Linked DNA regions of Mus musculus: regions 1, 3 and 4 are each linked to region 2. A link is a loop called in an ENCODE intact Hi-C map of the cell type or tissue named here. Cell type or tissue: heart. All regions are shown on one strand. Region 1 overlaps 1700047G03Rik (RIKEN cDNA 1700047G03 gene). Region 2 overlaps Pdzd2 (PDZ domain containing 2). Region 3 has its middle 7.5 kb from the start of Mtmr12. Region 4 overlaps Mtmr12 (myotubularin related protein 12).

Region 1 (5,000 bases), 400 kb after region 2:
TAAAGGTGTGTAAGGAAAGGAGAAAATAATCACATAGAAATAAGAGTTAGAAACATTTATGACATCTTTGAATTACTCTCCCAGTGGTTGTAGAGCAGCTGTGGACCGGGTCAGGGTTGGCTTGGCTGTCAGGGCAAACACTGGTTCAAGTGACGACTGTGGTTGGAAGGAAGATGGGAGCTTTTGGTCTGGGAACTTCAAACCTCCCACAGGAGCAATTGTCACGCCTCCCTTTTCCCCTTAGCAAGACATATCCCAGCAGCTGCCGTCCCTTCAGTACTGGGACCTAAGGTATTACTGTAGATAACGAAAGAAGGAATGCTAAGCTTTCTCCATTCTGTACTGAAGAACCTTGGGAGTTTTGTGAGCCTAATGCCTCTACTAAGGAAGTAACACCACAGATGGCCCCTCTGACTTTTAGTCCAGCAACATGGCTGCTCTGGCAAGGGATCACATCGAAAGACCTTCGAGGTCTGTGATCTGGCTGGACTACAGACATGCCCTTAGTACACACCTTTAATTCCAAAGAATGAAGGTAAGGTTGGTTTGTAGACGAAAACAGCCATGTTTGAAAGTGCTGTATAATTGAGGGGCAGACAAAGTGACAGGTCATAGAAGGATTTGACAGAATGCGTCAGAGATAGGATATACCCAGCTCATACAGGAACAGCATAGGAGAGGCTACTTAAGAGCAGAGAGAGAGAGAGAGAGAGGGGGAGAGAGAGAGAGAGAATATGTATGACAGTTTTAGAGTCAGATTACAGAGAGAACAAGGTAGACATAAGTGAAAAACAGAAGGAGCCAGAAGATTAGAACATTGCCAAAGTTGGTTTGAGGCCAAGCAGAGCAATTCAGGCAAAAGCCAAGAGAAGCTGGATGGAATCACTCAGCTTGGAAGATTAGATTGTACAGAGGCCGGAAGCTTCAATGCCGAGACTTAGGGATAGTTAGAACAGAGAAAGAAATGCTCCGGGCTCAGCCCAAGCCGTGCCTTCACACAGCTTGGGCACAGCTCTCATCTCATTCCTTGACCTGAGGAAATAAAAGTGACCATTACACTAGTGTTGTGTGTCTTTTTGAGACAGAGTCTCATGTGGCTCAGTCTGGTCTTGAACTTGGTACGTAGTAGAGGAGGACTTTAAACTTCTGACTTACACCTCCACTTCCAGGGTGCTGGGCTTATAGATGTGCATCATCACAGTAGTTTATGTGCCGCTCGGGCTTGGGGCTCTGTGCATGCGAGGCAAGCACTTTGTTAAGACAGGCAAACCCTGACCCTTACGCTTCACTGTACTAGACACTTGGACTCTTTTTCCCACCTCAGTTACTTCGGGCTTGGTTTTACATTCATAAACTCCAAACCTATGAGAAATTTGAACAAATGGTTATAGGAAACCAATCTGGCTTCAATTTATGACTACTTTACGATGAGGTATACAGCTTGCGAGTAGCCAAATGGAAGGGTTGGCGGAGCATCTTTGTCTTCCCTGAGGGCTCCCGCTCCTGACACCATAGTATTCGCCAACACAGGTCTGGAAGTCCGTCCCCACCCCCCCCCACCCCCCCCATGTAGTACATTTGTAGTACATGAGAAATTTGAACAAATGGTTATAGGAAACATATTCTTCACTCGTTAATTCACAATGTTTTTTGTCTTGCTGTTTGAAAATAAATTGTAGATATATCTACGCACACATGTATGCTTCCATGTTTCCACTGAAAGAGTTTGGAGGTAAAGTACTTTTCCAAAACCGCCTGTAGTGGTTTGAATGAGAATGGCCCCCCTTGGGCTCCTAGGTTTGAATGCTTGGTCTAGTTACTGAAGCGTTTGGGGAAGGATTGGGAGGCATGGCCTTGCTGGAGATAATGTTACTAGAGGTAGGCTTTGAGAGTTCAAAAGCCCAGGCCGATCTCAATCTCTCTGCCAGATGCAAGCCCTCAGCGATTGTTCTAGTGGCATGCCTGCCTGGGCTAGCCTTTTCTTCTTTTGAGACATATTTGTTGTGCGGCCCGGAGTAACTTCACATTCACAAGCCTCCTGCTCAGTCAACCAAGTGCTGAGAGTTCAGGTTTGCCCTGCTATGTCTGGCTTCAATTTATGACTACTTTACGATGAGGTATACAGCTTGCGAGTAGCCAAATGGAAGGGTTGGCGGAGCATCTTTGTCTTCCCTGAGGGCTCTCGCTCCTGACACCATAGTATTCGCCAACACAGGTCTGGAAGTTCCCCCCATGTAGTACATTTCTGTGGAGTGCCTTAGTTCTTTCCCCTTTAAGGTGATTAGACACTCTGGCAAAAGCAACTTGAGGAAGAAAGGGTTTGTTTTAAGGTTACAGTTGGCAGAGTGTGTTCCTACCATGTTCAACCCGCAAGCTTGGTTGCAAGATTACCTGAGCAAACCAGGTGGAAGTCAGTGAATGTGGAAGTCTGAAATGTGGCCAGGGCAGATATACAGGCAGGAAATGGGACTCCTGGTCCCAAGCGCCAGTTGGAAGCCTTATTGCAGGAGGTGGTGGCACACTTGACTATTGGCAGGTTCCATTCTCCTCCCTGTCTGGTGCAGACGTCTTTGAGGAAGCGTCTGTTGAAAAAGGTCTTGATGATTTATAAAAGCATCAGGCCGAGGAACTACTGTTGCTGATCGTCAGGTGGACTCTTCAGAACTCGATTCTCTATTTGTGACTGGAAAATTTGGACTCTTCTTGCTTTTTTTTTTTTTTTTTTTTTTTTTTTGTAGCGCCAATAGATGTTTAAACATAGGTGTGGCCTATGAATGGCTGCCTAGGAAGCCAGACGTATCGTGAGCTATGAATTAATACTGTGTACAGGGAGTTTCTTGATGGCTTTGGATCACACACTCAAGAGAGCTCCGTGCAAGGAAATCTGGAAAGTTCGTGCTGTGTCACACTTGAGACAGCTCTACCGCAGCTCAAGGAGCACGCAAGCAACAGGGAGACGGTCCTGCAGCACCACCTGGTGGCTAGGAAGGGGATAGAACGGTGACCACACTGGTCAAACTGGTGAAATAGATGATTTCCAGTCAGCTCGGGACCAGAACAAAACACAGCACAGAACACAACAAATATTAGATGAAAAACAAATAAACAAACAAACAAAAAATAAAGACATAATTTTTATTATTAAACCTGTCAAACTTTAACACTTCAGTTAATATAACTTCAATAAAAAAAGACAAGGAGGGCTGGTGAGATGGCTCAGTGGTTAAGAGCACCCGACTGACTGCTCTTCCAAAGGTCCGGAGTTCAAATCCCAGCAACCACATGGTGGCTCACGACCATCCGTAATCTGAGATCTGACGCCCTCTTCTGGAGTGTCTGAAGACAGCTACAGTGTACTTACATATAACCAATAAATAAATCTTAAAAAAAAAAAAAAGACAAGGAAAAAGCTGACCAATTTGTTCATAAAACGGATGGGAAAGTTGGAGTGTAGTGGCCACATCTTCATTATAAACGCTCTGATGTGATTTTGAACAAATGCCATAAATATAAATATTGCTTTACAGTAACAAATGAACTTGTTTCTTTTTAAAATGTATCTAAGTTAGCTGAGTTTGGTGGCATATGGCTGTAGTCCCTGACATTTAGGAAGCTGAGGCAGTGGGACTTTGAGTTTGAGGTCAGCCTGGGTTACATAGTAAATTCCAGGCTAGCCTGAGCTACAAGAGGAAGACTGTCCAAAAAAAAAAAAAAAAAAAAAAAAAAAAAAAAGCAAACCTGGGGAAAAGATCCGTTATAAATTAAATTGATGACGTTTCCACCTATGGGGATAACGTATGTTTTAAAAAGCATGGCAAAGAAATTGGCTCACAGGGTAGATTTAGCACAAGCTGAAAACACTTTAAGGGCATCCTTAGCAAACAGAGTATTAATTTTAAAATTTTATGTAGAACGAACAAGTCAGGCTACATGCATTTTCATAAGTCATCTCTAATCTTGGATCAGCCAGCTTGAGTAACTTTTATCCAGAATACACTTGTCTCTCCTCAAGCTCTAACTTTGCAGGAGTCCTCTATCCCTGTTAGATTTTCAAGTGAGCGAGACTCAGATTATGTGGCGTTCATTTAGCTTTAGTGCGGTCACGGGGTAAACCACCCTACTACACTTCTCTAGCGAGGCTGGCTACTTCCCCAGCTCTGCTCCCCAGATACTTGCTGTTTGAGTCTTTCTAGGCTATTTCTGCTCCAGCTGTCTGTCCTGGCAGACCCTTTGACTCTGGCGCGTGTTCCTGGTCCATCGAGTCTAATGGAGCTCTCCTCCTCTCCCTTCTTCTTTCTCCTCTGTGCTCTCTCTCGCCCCCTTTCTCCTTCTCCTCTTGGTCCCTGCCTGTGATCCCTGCCTGGTAACTAAAACCCTGCCGCCTCCTACTCTCCCCAGGAATTTACCACTTTTATTTAACCTATAGATTTAAATTGGGGAACAAGGTTTACCCAACAAAGGCTGGCATATGTGGGAATTCTTGGGGCAGCCAGATCTTGGAGTACAGAATTTAGCATTTGAATGCACAGCAGCACCAGGCCACCCCCAACCGTTACTTGTGTTGGTTCTTAGATATTATTTGCCACTGAAAAATATGTTGTGTGGAACTCTTAAAATAATTGAAAATACTGAATAATTGAAAATACAGGAAGATAAGTGATGAAAAGATGAAGCTAGGGACACCAGGGGCTACACTTGTGAATTCTCAGCAACCTACTGACTAAACATGGGCTGGTTACAGAAGACACAAATAGACATGCTAACTTGGGTGAGGTTGGGGTGGTCGGGTGGGGTGGCCCAAGAAGATCCAACCCTACATGAAGAACTACAGGCTACTCTACGTTGCCGAGAGAAGGAAGAGCACGCCTGCTGGCTATCCAATACCGTGTGGTCAGCCCTGAAAAGCATATATACATGTAACATTATGCAGACAGAACAGGTTGTATTTGTATGTTTAGTAATATATATGCATAAACATATTTGCATGAAATGACAGTTAA
Region 2 (5,000 bases):
AGTCCTGAGGCCAAGATAGGATGGTGGCAGGTTCATGGCCTGCCTTACTGAACTTGCTGAAACCCAATATCAAAGTGTCATGTGAGCAGGGCCAGTAAGATGGCTCAATGGTTATCGCAAGGTCGCCCTCTGGTATATAGTGAGTTCAAGGTTAGCCTGGGATACTCAAGACACTCTCTTTTTTTAAAAACATTTTAATAGATTTATTTTATTTATATGAGTACACTGTTGCTGTCTTCAGACACACCAAAAGAGGTCATTAGATCCCATTACAGATAGTTGTGAGCCACCATGTAGTTGCTGGGATTTGAACTCGGGACCTTTGAAAAAGCAGTCAGTGCTCTTAACCACTGAGCCATCTCTCCAGCCCCAAGACTCTGTATTTAAAACCAATTAATAATTATAAAGCTTTGAGGACATATACTTAACATTTGGGGTAACACTGCTCATACGAAGACCTTTTGTGGGTCACTTGTCAAAGTGATATTAGCCCAAGAGAGTGCAGTGCATGCTACTGGGCTTTCTGAGGAGACACCCTAGGACAGAGCGGCTCTCAGCACCTGCCCTGAGTGACATGCCATGCCCCCCCCAACTGCCCCCCTTCCAACGGTCCCTGCTTCTCGGAGCTGTGTGCTCTTTTGTGCCTCTGTGCTTTCAGCCTGGTGTTCTCCTCCCCACTCGGAGCAATCCGTCCCTCATGAGCCCCTCTCAAGCTTCCTCTACCGTTAAGGCTTCCTGGAATAACTGGCTTTCAGATCCCCTGTTTGGACAAGTCACTTCAAAGCCGAGCTGAAGCTCAGTACCAACAAGGGCCCCACCTGGAGCGTCGGCTCCGTCTCCTGTGCAGCGCAAAAAAAAAAAAAAAAAAAAAAAAGCAAGCCTCCCTGTGGTTTGGAGGTTGAACTGTTTCTTGGTACAGTCCGAGTCACTCATAGTCAGATAAATAGATGCTGGAATGAGGTAAGACACGAAGCCTCTGCCCAGTCTAGGCCAAAGCTAAGGAATACAACCAACGGTGTCTGTCTTTCCAGAACTGCTGACGGCAGAGACATTTGGGTAAAGAAACCCAGGCAGAAGATTTCTGGTGTCTCCTATCTGAAAGCAAACAAAGAGGGAAATGGGCAAGTTTAAATGTCCATTCTGCTTGTCCCAGTTACTTTAAGGCCATTAAAGCAGGGTGGTGGTTCCTAGATCTGAGCGCTCTACAATTGGAGAGAGAAAAAAACCAAAGGTCTAGATGCAGGCTGTGGACTTCTGAGAAACAGTATTGAGATGGCTTATGTTTGCAGAACTTCTAGAGGGTTCCCGTTTGCTTACACTTCCCTTTCCTCTCCCCTACCCTATACAGGATGGGATGGGTCCTCAGACCATCCCCCTTCCCCAGGGAAGAGCAGGGAAGTTCGTCCTGACTCCAGCGAGACTCCTGCAGTCACCGAGCAAGTCCTCCAACCTGAGAGCCTCAGCCAGCCTGTGTCTCCCGGGACCTCGGAGCCTGAGTCCCAGGGCGTATCTAAAATGAAGCCAGCCAGCCAGAGAAGCCTGTCTCCCAGGGAGAAGGCCTCAGCTCTTCCCGACTCCAGCAGGACTTGGGCTGGCCCTGGGGACAGCACTCCCAGCACCAGGAGAGCAGCTGTCCCCATGAGCATAGGAGAGACACGAGCTACGGCCATCCCTCATCCCTCCCTCCTGGGTCAGGAAAGGAGCCGAGACCCCTCGGGTCCCAGCAAGGCCCTGGAAACTCCAGGACACTGCGTACCTACAAGCTTGAAAGATAGGGCTCTGCTTGAAGAAACAGCGTCAGCATCTGGAAAGTTGTCACACGCCGGTCCCTCTGTGCCAGTGACTACTGATGGGACCCTGTCGGGGAGCACAGAGAGCCCGGTGACAGACATTGACAAGTTCATTGGGGAAGCCCCGGAGGCGTGGCTTTCTCAGTCTCCTCAGAGAGCAGACTGCAGGACTCACCAGGACATTTTTGAGAGTCAGCCACCAGGGGGAGCTGGGGGTGGCAGTTCCCACCATGGGAAGACCGGAGGCACAGGCTCACCCCCACCCCCTCAGTGGACCTTCCAGCCTTCCGTTCTGGATTCCGTCCATCCTGACAAACAGTTGGCTGGGAACAAAAACTTTCTGAACAACTACTCCAGAAATTTTAGCAGTTTCCACGAAGACGGCGTCTCGGAACCTTCGCCCTCGTCCATGTATGGCGATGCTGAAGACTCGTCTTCAGACCCCGAGTCTCTTGTTGAAGATCCACGAGCAGCGGCCAGGAACAACTGGCCAGCTCCTCCATCTCATGAGTCCTCCCGTAAGGAAGGTAGCAGTGAGTCTGAGGACGAGCAAATAGAAATCTGTGCCCCAGGTGGTTGTCCTGAGACCCCAGTGCCTGCCCAAGCTCCTGCCCAGGCTGCAGGCGGCGCAGTTCCCTCGGTACAGCAGACTGTGAGGGAGCCGGTGGGGGACGCCTGCGAGAAAGCCTGCTTCATGACAGGAGCCTCGAACACTTGCATCCCGGGCTCTTCCCAGCCATTTTCCTTCCTGGATGTAAGCTCTCTGGAGCATGAGACTTGGGCGGGCGTACAGACTTCACGGAGCCACATGCCCGGGTGCGCAGAGGAAACCTTGGCGGTCAGCAGCACCGGCTCAGTCGTGGGAGACAGCCAGCCTTCTCAAACGACCAGACCTTGTGGAAACCCGCCATTTGTGCTCAGGAACCCAGATATGGTAAATGGTTTGGGACAGGACCTGCTGGATGAGGGAACCCCAGACAAAGGAGCAGATGCCTCTCATGTCATGAGCAGTGTGTATGCCCTGGGGGCCGAGGGCCCTAAGAATGGAGAGGCCGTTTTGGCAAACCTACACATTGCCAAGGGCGGCAACCTGGACGGCTTGCTACAGAAACCAAAAACGACCTCCAGGAGGCCTATCATGACCTGGTTTAAAGACATAAATAAAGACAGCCAAGGCGCACATCTGCAGAGCAAATCTGAGAAGGAACAACCCTCAATGCTGGCTATGAGTCCTGGCTCGAAAGGCAACACGGTGAACCCCAGCCACAGAAAGGGAATGGCTGTGCCTAAGAGTCCACCTCCCCGGCAGAAGAGTCAAGAAAATAAGGACCTATCCCCTAAAAGCCCAGTGGAAACACTAAGTAACTGTCAGAAGCCCAAGGGCAGCCCGAAGCTTAAGAGGCTGAACAGCAAAAGCAAAGCCAGTCCGGAGGCACCTGTGGCCAGTCCCGCTAAGGGCGGCAGGACCGACCACAGGAAGTCCTTGCCTTCACCCCAGGCTGCCCATAAAATGCTTTCTAAGGCAGTGTCACACAGGCTCCACATAGCTGACCAAGAGGAGCCTAAGAACACTGCTGGAGACACCTCCAAGCCTCCCCAGTGTGTGCCAGAGAGCAAGCCACCCCTGGCTGCCTCTGGGTCGCTGAGGACCTCCGCATCTGACACAAGCATTAGAACCATTACTTCTCCCCTGACCTCCCCCAAGCCTCTCCCTGAGCAAGGTGCAAACAATAGGTTCCACATGGCTGTCTACCTGGAATCTGACACAAGCTGTCCAGCCACCTCCAGGCCCCCTAGGTATGGACCAGAGGGCAAGGTGCCCCATGCTAACTCTGGGTCAGTGAGTCCCTCCGCATCGAGGACCAATATAGCCTTGGCAGGGGTCAGACAGAGCAAGCAGTTCACACACAGCCGAGTAGACTTGGTGTTAACAGAAGCAGCCCAGCCCCAGGGCATCAGTGAGAAAGGAACCGAAAAAATGGCTAGTGATCCTCTGGAAAGGACAAACCAGCTAAAAATCATTGAGATTTCTTCTGAAAGAATGCCAAAGAATGCATGTGGCGACAAGCCACCTGGTAGTGACAGAAAGGGCGGGTTCTTAACCCAGAGCAACTGTCAGGAGAAGAGTTCGGTCCGACTCAGGCAGTCAGCAGAATCGTCCCCAAAGCAGCCGCACTTCCCTCCCTCCCAGGCCTCCCAGGGGGAACAGGAAATGCGTTGGTCCTACAGCATGGCCAGACTGGCCTCCTCCTCCCCCTCCGCCCCGCAGCTGCCCTCCAAAATGCCAGATTACTCCCAGGGCAAATCAAGCCAAATGCCAGCCTCAGTCGGGGTGCCCAAAAATGGCGTACCCGTAGGCCTGGCCGGAGAAGAGCCCCCCTACTTCACACCAAGGCCAGCCACCAGGACTTATTCCATGCCAGCCCAGTTCTCGAGCCATTTTGGACGAGAAGGTCTTTCCCCACCCAGCCCAAGTCACTCGCCTCAGGACCCCCAGGTCACTGCAATGAGTGGCAGTCTCTCTGAGAAGTCAGCCAAAGGCGTGACTAACGAACAGGGCGTGTACAGTGTGAAACCTCTACTGGAAACACTTAGGAACCCACCACCAGTGGATGTGGGGGATGTCAGTGCGGTCCCCGAGGCAAGCGGCCTCATCCCAGACAAACTCAAAGTCACCAGGAGACACTACTACTGTGAGCAGAGCTGGCCCCATGAATCTACCTCGTTTTTCTCTGTGAAGCAAAGGATCAAGTCTTTCGAGAACCTGGCCAATTCTGACCGGCCTGCGGCCAAGTCTGCCACATCCCCGTTCTTATCCGTGAGCTCCAAGCCTCCCGTTAACAGACGGTCATCTGGCAGCATCACTTCGGGGAGACCCAGTGATGGGACCGCAAGGTCACTGAGACGCAGCTTGAGTTCCTGCAGCGAGAACCAGAGTGAGGCCAGCAGCCTTCTCCCGCAGATGACAAAGTCCCCGTCCAGCGTGACGTTGACTGTCTCCAGGCAGAATCCGCCAGAGACTAATAACAAGGGCCACAGTCCAGACCCAAAGAAATCACTTGTCCCCGTGGGTATTCCCATCTCCACAGGGAGCCCAGCCTCACCCATCAAGAGGAACAAGTCCTCTGTCCGCCATGCCCAGCCCTCCCCAGTGTCCCGATCCAAGCTCCAGGAGCTGAGAGCCTTGAGCATGCCAGACCTGGACAAGCT
Region 3 (5,000 bases), 180 kb after region 2:
AACACTAACCAGCGTGCTACACGGCTAGGCAAGTCCACACCAAGGATGAGGGGCACGGGGACCCGCCATGGATGTGAGTGTGAAGGTGAGAGGCAGGGAGATGCCAACTTTACAGTCATATTAAAAACTGTCTGGAGGAGGATGGAGAGATGGTTCAGTGGTTAAGAGCACTGGCGGTCCTTCCAGAGGTACCAAGTTCAATTCCCAGCACCCACACTGTGGGTTCACAACCATCTATTAGGTTTGATCTCCTCTTCTGGCATGCAGGAGTGTAAGTGTGTGACAGAGTACACATATACATAAATAAATAAACCTGTTTTTAAAATTGTCTTGACAAGTTTAAGACTTGGCTTAGCAACTAAAGACTTATACTGTTCCTGCAGAGGACTGTTGTTTGGTTCCCCAATGATGGTGTTGGGCAGCTTACAATAGCCTACATCTCCAGCTCCAAGAACTTCAACACCCTCTTTTGGCTTCCATGGGCATCTGTATACACATATGCAAATAAATGCACAGACACAGACATCTACACACACACACACACACACACCTTTTAAAAAATTGTCTCAGAAAATTCAATTCTAAAAATTTGTCTTAAATAAATAATAATAAATGTATCCCACATGTTTGAAATGACATCGAATGACATCGAAGCATGCTAACTAATTACAATTTTTTGGTTGAGATTTTATTATGTTCTTCTTGGTTTGAGACAGGGTCTCAAACAATCCAAGTCTGAGTGAGGGCTGGCCTCATGCCTCCACTTCCCACGTTCTGGGATTACACCACAACTGTCCACTAACTACATTTTTTTTTTTTTTGGATGTGGGTAACATTGAGTTAGAAATATAAATGCTCACTAATAGGAGTAGATCAAGTAAATTACAGGGCAGCCATTTAATTTGATGCAGCCATAAAATTGCAGCCACAAAAAGAGAATGAGGAAACATTTTAGGTAGCAGCTATGCAGTTTGGTGGATAAAGGCAACCATGCATGAGTCAGACAGCCGCCTTCAAACTCTGGCTGTCTGTGTGACCCTGTCTCTGAGAAAGTGTCACATTGTGCGCCCAGCCTGGCTGTGAATGTGTGGGGTTCAGTCTGGCCTTGAACTTGGAACCCTGATTCGTCCACCTCTTCAGTGGTGGGCTAACCGAAGAGTGCTGCTGGCCTATCTCTTCCTATATGAATAGAATCTTTTTGGTAGATATAAAGGGGATTAGGGCACTGGTGGTTTTTAGAAAGGGAAACTGTATTTGGGAAACGTTTTTGAAGAGTTATTTCGTACATAGCTTGTTCTAACTCTAAATTCTGAACCCTGAGGACCGTTTTCTAAGTTAAGAAATTATTGTACTACTTCAACATGCCTTTTAAAAAGCATAACAGTAGCCCGGCGTGGTGGCGCACGCCTTTAATCCCAGCACTTGGGAGGCAGAGGCAGGCGGATTTCTGAGTTCGAGACCAGCCTGGTCTACAAAGTGAGCTCCAGGACAGCCAGGGCTATACAGAGAAACCCTGTCTCAAAAAAACAAACAAACAAAAAGCATAACAGCTTTTTCCCTCTTTGGGTGTCTGAAGGCAAGATGGGTCACCAGCAGCTCTACTGGAATCACCCACGGAAGTTCGGCCAGGGTTCCCGCTCTTGCTGCGTCTGCTCTAACCGCCATGGTCTGATTCTCAAATATGGGCTGAACATGAGCCGCCAGTGCTTCCGGCAGTACGTGAAGGACATAGGCTTCATTAAGTTGGACTAAGCGACCTTGAATGGATTCAACTGACTACCAAGTGGAACCGATCATGCTAGTCTTTGTGCACAAAGAGTAAAAACGTAAAGAACTTAAAAAAAAAAAAAAGCATGACAGTTTCACTGGGTATACAAACCACACTTAAGGGCAGGCCTCATGCCAGCAGTAGATGGCCAACATAGAACAAATTCAGTGGTATTTTTGTTTTAATTTTTGTCTCATAATGCTTTGTCTGGGCTCCCCACCCCATTCCCCTACATGTCTATTATAGCTTCCAATTTTGTGTTTTTATGTGCGTGCACATGGGTGTCTCTGTGTCTGAATGTGTTTCCTGCGGTTTTTCTCTGGCTTTTTCTTCTCTGTTCACTCATCTGTTTTGTCCTATTCATGTTTGTAAGCTTTTTCTCTAGCCTTTTCTTTTTCTTTTTAGAACACTGTTCCCTGTCTAACTGGAGAGAGCAAAGCGGACTGTAGATTTGGGTGGCTGGGGAGTTGGGAAGGATCTGGAGGTAGTTTTTGGAAGGGAAACACAATCAGAATGTATTGTATGCAAAAAATATCTATTTACAATAAAAGATGAAACGGTGGCTGTCACACAATATTGGACATCTTATATTGACTAATTCAAATAGCTTGGATTAAAATAAAAAAAACGAGTGCCTTGTTGTGAACACTTGTACTCATTAACGTAGGAGATTTAGGTAGGAAAATCAGGCGGGTCAAGGTCCCTTGGCTACATAGTGAGTCTGGATTACCTGACACAGTGTCCCCCCTCCAATCAACCAACCAAATAAACAACAGTGCCATTTTCTGCCTCTGCCTGTCTTGGCATAGGTTCCCTAATCATCCGACCCAATAAATGTATTCCTAGAGTCAACAACTCTTGACCGCTTCTTTAGAGACCAGGGAAGAGGTAGACTCTCTGAATTTCTAAGCACCTCAAAGCTGCACAGCCAGCGCCTCGACCTACCCTCCTGAATAAGTCCGTCCGAGTATCCGAGTATCTAGAACGAGTCCTTTCATCCTCTCAGGGGTGAGCTAGGAGCAGTTCAAGGTTGGTCTGTGCTGTTTTCTTCCTCCTTCCTCTCTTTCTCCTTCCCTTCCCCACCCCTCCTTTTCTTCAACCCGGTCTTGCTATGTAGACCTGGATAGCCTGGAATGTACCATGTAGACTAGCTAGCCTCAAACTTGCAGACCACCGTCCTGCTTCAGCTTCCGGTTCGCTGCCCTGCTGGGCTTCATGATCAGCACCTCCAACTCTATCCTTGGTGTTTTGAATACTCACTCGGTGGGATGCCTTCAGAACAATGACCTGTGGGCGCTTCAAGGACGAGGAGACTGCGCCCTCTACCGGGGTTTATAAAAAGTAGTATGCTAAGTCCAAATAGACTGGACCAGGTCGCTTTGTCCACCCCAGCTCTCACCCTGTTTCCTTTGTCCCGCAATACCTCCTCTAGACACATCTGCTGTGTCACAACCACATGAAATTTGAAGTACAAACTCACCCTAGGTCAGCTTCCCCCACCCCCCAGGAATTACAGAATTTAACAGTCTCCAAATGCAGCTTTCAAAGAGGGGTGCCACAAAGTGTGGGGATGTAGCTCAGTCGGCACAAAGTCCCGACTGTGACTCTCAGTACCTCATAAAGCAGGTGTGATGGAGTAAGCTTGATTAGCTCGAGGTGTGAGGCCACCTGGCATACGTGAGAACTTGTCTCGAGGACAAAAGCTCAAGTGCTCGCTCAGAGGTCAAGAGCGCTTGGCACACAATCCTGAGAACTGGAGTCGTGTCCTGGGACCTACATAAGGGACCACGGCAGAGGAGACAGAAGAATCACTGGGACTTGATACTTCCAACTCCGCTAAGAAACCCTGGCCCTGAGTTCCACGATAGACCCTCCCTCCTACGAAAGGAACAAGCAGAGATGACTAGAAAAGGATAGCCCTCGCCAAGCGGTGGTGGCACGCAGCTTGGAGCCCAGCACTGGGAAGGCAAAGGCAGGCGGATCTCTGAGTTTCAGGCCAGCCTGGTGTTCCAGGACAGCCAGGGCTACACAGAGAAGTCCTGTCTCAAAAAAACGAGAGGGAGGGAGGGAGGGAGAGAGAGAGAGAGAGAGAGAGAGAGAGAGAGAGAGAGAGAGAGAGAGAGAGAGAGAGAGGCAGAGACAGAGAGAGAGAGACAGAGAGACAGTCACACACACACACACACACACAGACTCCCAAAGCCTTTTTTCACATGCAGACACAGGAGTAAATGAATATCTAAAAAATATTGTTTATTTCTTCTGTTGTTGTTTTCTGTTTTCGAGACAGGGTGTTTCTTTGTGTAGCCCTGCCTGTCCTGGACTCGATTTGAAGACCAGATTGGTGTCAAACTCACAGGGATCAGCGTGCCTCTGCCTTCCGAGTGCTGGGATTCATTACCATTGCCCAAGTAAGAGATATTTTCTTAAAATCTTCTGGGCATACTTTAGTTCTCAATTTACTTTTTAAAAGGTAAACAACCATGATAAAAAAACCAACCCTCTCAGAATCGCACTGAAAGTCGGGGCCACCTCCGAAGCTATTTAAGACAATGCGCTATCTGAACAAAGCCAGTGAACGTGAGTTCAGTTTTAACTTCTATGTTTTCTTCATCTTCCCAGCTCCACTGAATGGAAACTTAGGGCTGGTCTGGTATGGATCATGAGGAGACCTAGGGACTTGTCTGTCCCCAAGAAGGGAAGGTGCTCTGCGCTGAGACTGGGGTCCCTGTCACTCTCCTCTGTTCCTGTGAGTGCCACAGGCCTGGAGCATGCTGAGGTAGAGGCAAGCCATCCTCTCTTGGCTCCGGTTGCTTCCTTAAGTAGGTGCGGTGCGGCTGTTTCCTTTGCAGAGTCCGGCAGCAGCTCTCTTCCCTGACAGCCTTTCCTCGGCTCACTTGAGCCACGAGAAAACTCAGAAGACACAGAAACAAGTGACTGAAAGAGTCATGCCACCCTTCCAAATTCTCTGCTGCCCACACAAACTCCCACACAGAGGTGCTGGGGTCAGGCCCACTCTTCTCTCAAATGCCCCTCTGTCGTGGGGAAAGCTGTGGGGGCAAAGTGACAGAGACAATGCCCCGCCCTCTTTGTGTGTGTGTGTGTGTCTCATGCATGTTCTCGTGCACGTGCCTAGAGGGAGAGTTGGCACAAGACAGCAACCAGAAAAACTCAATCTTGTGGCTCCCCACTTAAATGTCTTGCGACTCATTCCAAGACAAGAGAATTCAAGACT
Region 4 (5,000 bases), 100 kb after region 2:
AGAGATAGCTCAGCTGTTAAGAGCACTATCTGCTCTTCCTGAGGTCCTGAGTTCAAGTCCCAGCATCTGCATGGTGGCTCACAACCATCTGAAATGGGATCTGATGTCTTCTTCTGGTGTTCTGAAGAGAGTGACAGTGTACTCATATACATAAAATAAATCTTTCTTAGTTTTTTTTTTTTTGTTTTTTGTTTTTTTTTTGTTTGTTTGTTTTTCGAGACAGGGTTTCTCTGTGTAGCCCTGGCTGTCCTGGAACTCACTTTGTAGACACCGCTGGCCTCGAAGTCAGAAATCTGCCTGCCTCTGCCTCCCAAGTGCTGGAATTAAAGGCATTGCCACCACGCCCGGCTTTTTTTTTTTTTTTTTTGGTTTTTCAAAAATCTTTTTTAAAAAACTAAAAAAGAAAGGCTGACTTGGTGATATGAAAAGATAGCTCTCAAAGTCTGTTTATGAAATCAAAGATGTGCAGAAACCTGCATTGGGAACAGAATCCGTCATGCAGCTGGGCCCCCAAACAGAGCCAGCGGAGAACTCTCTTCACCAGAAATCTGACTGCTATATTAAAAATAATTTCTGTTGGAGACTGGGCAGATGAGAGACCAAGAACACTTTAAGAAAAGGCTCCTCTGTCCATGAGGATTGAGATCAAACAGCATCTTTAATGTCAGCCTTGACACATGCACAAAATGCTTTCTACCTTGAATAATAGCAATTCAGAGTTTGAATGGATACACACACACACACACACACACACACACACACACACACATGAAATCAAGCCAAAAAATGTGACTATGTTAAGACGAATCACTGAAAGTATATGGGGACATGACAAGAGGGGACCAGAGGAGGAAAAGGTTGAGAACTGTAGTCTAGACAGCAGAAGATAAGCCGAGAGACCAAGAGAATAGAGAAAAGGGGCTGGGGGAGGGGACAACATTCCTTCCTCAACTTCCAAATGACCACCCACATCGACCACTTTCCTCTTTTCTGAATTCCATCATATCCTTCTGGGGTCAGGTAGCTTGGTAAGGCTGGGGCATCTCTTCTTCCTTAAATGACCAATATACTACTGTATGTATTTCCCCTCCTTTGTCTCCAATTATTTCTAGGAGGATTTAAACTTCTTCCTAAATTAGAAACTTCCCGAATACAAAACCTATAGCCAGGCATGGTGGTACATGCCTTTAATGCCAGAACTCCGGAGGCAGAGGTAGGGAGATCTCTGTGAGTTTGAGGCCAGCCTGGTCTACATAGTGAGTTCCAGGTCTGGGAGGGCTTCATAGTGAGACCCTGTCTCAAAAGAAACAAAGGAAATGCCTATCAAATAACACAAGCTTTAACCCGGCTTAGTTTTCCAACTGTCACAAAGTAACCACGGACCATCAGACAGCCATGGCCACTTGGTTACTTTTTCCCACTTCCCTTTTTCTCTTTCTTTTCACTTGCCAGAGATTGAATCCAGGAGCCTTGCAGTGCTAGCTGGGGTATCCTACCACTGAGTTACATCACAAGCCTCTGTGTTCTGTTGTTTTGATGTAAATTTAAGTACAATGAAACACCTGCCCACTCCCCCCAACTCCAGTCAAGGTTGTCCAAGGCTGCCCTGGTTTAGAGCTCAGAAATTTGCCTGCCTCTGCCTCCCAAGTGTTGGGATGATTAAAGGCATGCGCCACCACGCCCAGCCTATTTATTTATTATATGTAAGTACACTGTAGCTGTCTATCTTCAGAAGATGACATCAGATGTCATTGCAGATGGTTGTGAGCCACCATGTTGTTGCTGGGATTTGAACTCAGGACCTTCAGAAGAGCAGCCAGTGCTCTTAACGGCTGAGCCATCTCTCCAGCCCTACTGAGTCCTTTCTTATCCAGCCCTGTCTTCACCTGAATTCTTGGAAGCCTCAGCAGATTCACCTACAAACTGGATCAGTTTGGGCACAGGCTCTTTCATCCCTCTTGGTCAAACAATTGTAAAATCTATCAGGCTCCTGAGGGGTAAGCTGTGGCATGCCTGCATTCTTTCCCTACCCAGGAAAGGCATGCACTGTGCCTGTTTTGCTGGGGTATAGCAAGCACTGCACTCACGATGCTCACACTGCTGTGAAGGTTTTTTTTGGGGGGGGGGGGGTGTTGGTGTTGGTTTTTGTTGGAGGTGGTGGTGGTGGTTTTCAAAATAGGGTTTTTCTGTGTAGCCTTGGCTATCCTGGAACGCTAGACCAGGCTGTCCTCAAACTCTTAAGAGATCTGCCTCCTAAATGGTGGGATCAAAGCTGTGTGCTGCCATCTCCCGGCTGTGAAGAGGGGTTTTTGAATATACCTTCACTTAGGACTCAAAGGCAACAGCTTTTTGTTTTGTAAGACTATAAAGTTTATTTTTATAAGTGGCCAAAAGGCTCATAATTTCCACAACTATACACTTCATACTCTTTAATTACTGAAGACAAGACTATAATCTAAACCACAAAGTAGGCTACCAATGCCTGTTGTTAAAGCATTAAACCACCAATTGAACAAGATACTTTCCTCTTGAATATTTAAATACATGTAAATTGTATGCAAAACACTGGCTGCATTACCCAGGCCAGTCAGGCTTTCAATTTCACTGGTAAACACTAGGATACTTCTCTGGCAAATGGGAATCCAGGCAAACAGGACACTTCTCCTTTCCCTATCCTAGTATTTTTCAGGGTGGTGTATGGCCTTTAGCAAGGGTTGCTGGGAGATTCCTGATAGACCTATGAATTAGTGTCTTCGATGCTATTTATTACAAAGTACCTCCCCTCCTCCTCCCCCAAAAGGGGGGGAGGGATGGTTTATCTTGGCTCACAATTTGAAGGTACAGTCCTCCATGGCAGCAAGCCCATCAGGTGGCTGGACACGAGTGAGCAGTCAGACAGCAGGGATGGCTGGTGCTTAGCTGGCTTTCTCATTTTGTTTGGCCTAGGCTCCACCAGCTCAGGGACTACTATTGCCCAGGCTCAGGGTGTGCCCTCCATTTCAGTTAAACCTCTTAGGAAATGGCGGCACACACAAGCCCTTAAGTGTTGCCTATGTGTACATGTGCACGCGATTCCAGATGCTTGGCTCCAATCTGTCCTGCCCCAAGGATGGCGCTGTAAATATGGACCATAATAACGGTGTAACCATTGCCCTGAACAGCCCCTCTTTGACTACGGATCAGAGGAGCTCAGAAAATGGGCTTTAGTCAGGTTATAGTCTGTCCCACGGAAGGTCAGGAGGAAGCATGAAGCACGGGGCTAGCTCTCAACAGGAACCATCTCCTATTGTCCTTTCTGGACAGGAAACACTCCATTTTATCCCTTCATTAAATGCTTTCCACACCCTTGGCCAAAACCAAGAAAGGAACGAAACTGAGAGACCACAGATTGCACAAGACGGAGAGATGGGGGAATAAGAAAGCTGTGTCTTTCAAGAATATAACAAATATCTAAGAAAGAAGTCTGGGAAGGGGGCTGAGGGAGAGATGCTGGAGAGACGGCTCAGTGGTTAAGGACACTTGCTGCTCTCAAAGAGGATCTGGGTTTAGTTCCCAGCACTCACATGGTGGTTTCACAACCACCTGTGACTTGTTTCATATGATCTGATGGCCTCTTTTTGTCTGCAGGTAACAGGCACACATGTGGTACATATCTAACACACATGCAGGCAAACACAAATGCATATAATATAAAAGTCAGTCGGTCTTTACAAAATAAGTCTGAGTGGCAACAAGAGCCTATTTAAGATTCCAGGAGAGTGTCAGGCAAGGCTGGCTTTCTGGACACAGGAGGGGTTAGCCAGACTGGGAAGGGTGTTCCAGGTGTGGACCAGCAAAGGCAGGGGAAGCCGGATCTGCAGGTGGGATAGGTCAAAGAAACAATCCAGAACAAAACGAGCAACATGTTCCAACTCAGTGTTAAACAAACTACATAACACTCTTCTCCTAGGTCATTTGCTCAGGACAAGCTCACCTTTCACATCTGGAAAGAAAAACAAAGCTGGTTTCCCTGCTTTATGAACTCAGGTCCCTTCCAGCAAGAAGTCAAACTGAGACATCATCATCTATCTATGATAGACGACCCCCCTCAGGGCAAAGATGCTGCACTAGCTCATTTCAAGGACACACAAGCCCTTTCTTTCACTCACCCAATTACCTTGTCTTCAGATAGCTAGAAACCACACTTACTTACTTTGTGTGGGGACACAAGACAAGAGGGTATGTGTGGAGGTCACAAGACAATTTAAAGGGGTCAGTTCTTTCTGTTGGGTCCTGGGGACTGAACTAGGGCCCTAAGACTTGGTGGCAAGTTCCTGTACCTGCTGAGCCATCTATCTCATCAACCCTCTTCAGAGCATCTTATTATCATTTGGAATTTTGAGTATTTGTCTGGATGCTGGTTGCCTATCACCAGCCAACCACACGAGTGTTCATACATGCATATACGCAGAGGATAGGAAAGGGTGGAGGTGTGGGGGTTCCTGGAAAGCACAGCTTTGTGCTTCCCTGGGCTCTGCCTGCTGTGGGGCCTGCCAGAACCCAGGACACGTTTATCAAGTCCTGAACGAATGAGGAGGATAAACTAGGAGCAGACCGTGCACACCAACCATGGCGCTGTTTCAAAGTTGTGCTTTAATCTCTGCAGTCAGCTCCAATGCAGTGAGACATGTATAAACTTTCATTAACACCCAGAAAATAAACTGCACAGTGAAGCTGACTCAGTCTAATAGCTTAATCCCTTAAATTTTTAAAATTTAATTAAAGCTAGTTTATCTTCAGTGTAAAAACATAGAGGTATAAACAAATGCAAGTGTTATACACAGTAAATTATTAACAGACACTTCCAAACTTGCACAGTGTGTTTTAAACAAATGGTCTTATTGTATCTTTTAATGTTAAGCATAATCCACATCTCAATCTTGAATAAAAATACACAATATATAAACCCACGGGAAGTTCTGTACACAAATCCAAGTTATAGAAATCTGGCTTCAAATATA

What was found. Hi-C counts contacts between places; a loop is a spot of excess contacts. Peaks named below come from ENCODE experiments on the same cell type or tissue, not always from the same donor. Only the 100,000 strongest peaks of a DNase experiment are listed, where the experiment ranks them.
Region 1: it touches region 2 in a loop (2.9-fold over the local background); 5 of 42 quality-filtered maps call a loop at or near these places.
Region 3: it touches region 2 in a loop (6-fold over the local background); 8 of 42 quality-filtered maps call a loop at or near these places.
Region 4: a loop joins it to region 2, with 2.6 times the contacts of the local background. A loop is called at or near these places in 3 of 42 quality-filtered maps.

The regions. Positions count from the first base shown.
Region 1 is chr15:11,970,009-11,975,008 of GRCm38, reverse strand. It overlaps 1700047G03Rik (RIKEN cDNA 1700047G03 gene), which reads right to left. Exons shown (of 3, transcript NR_040447.1): 3 at 4,926-5,000. Among named protein-coding and RNA genes, the nearest start is that of 1700047G03Rik, 5.4 kb to the right of the region's middle. In heart, a CTCF peak has its summit at 2,977 (motif pointing left); DNase peaks (open chromatin) are centred at 2,948 and 4,188.
Region 2 is chr15:12,372,729-12,377,728 of GRCm38, reverse strand. It overlaps Pdzd2 (PDZ domain containing 2), which reads left to right. Exons shown (of 26, transcript NM_001081064.2): 21 at 1,349-5,000. Among named protein-coding and RNA genes, the nearest start is that of Golph3, 54 kb to the right of the region's middle. In heart, a CTCF peak has its summit at 1,981 (motif pointing right); DNase peaks (open chromatin) are centred at 1,548, 1,988, 3,518, 4,028 and 1 weaker place; H3K4me3 peaks cover 1,477 bases; H3K27ac peaks cover 1,747 bases; H3K27me3 peaks cover 522 bases.
Region 3 is chr15:12,195,054-12,200,053 of GRCm38, reverse strand. It overlaps the pseudogene Gm2581. Among named protein-coding and RNA genes, the nearest start is that of Mtmr12, 7.5 kb to the left of the region's middle. In heart, a CTCF peak has its summit at 3,094 (motif pointing left); a DNase peak (open chromatin) is centred at 3,053; H3K4me3 peaks cover 851 bases; H3K27ac peaks cover 2,017 bases.
Region 4 is chr15:12,271,853-12,276,852 of GRCm38, reverse strand. It overlaps Mtmr12 (myotubularin related protein 12), which reads right to left. Exons shown (of 16, transcript NM_172958.4): 16 at 4,613-5,000. Among named protein-coding and RNA genes, the nearest start is that of Gm52210, 46 kb to the left of the region's middle. In heart, a CTCF peak has its summit at 2,308 (motif pointing left); no DNase peak of the experiment used is centred here.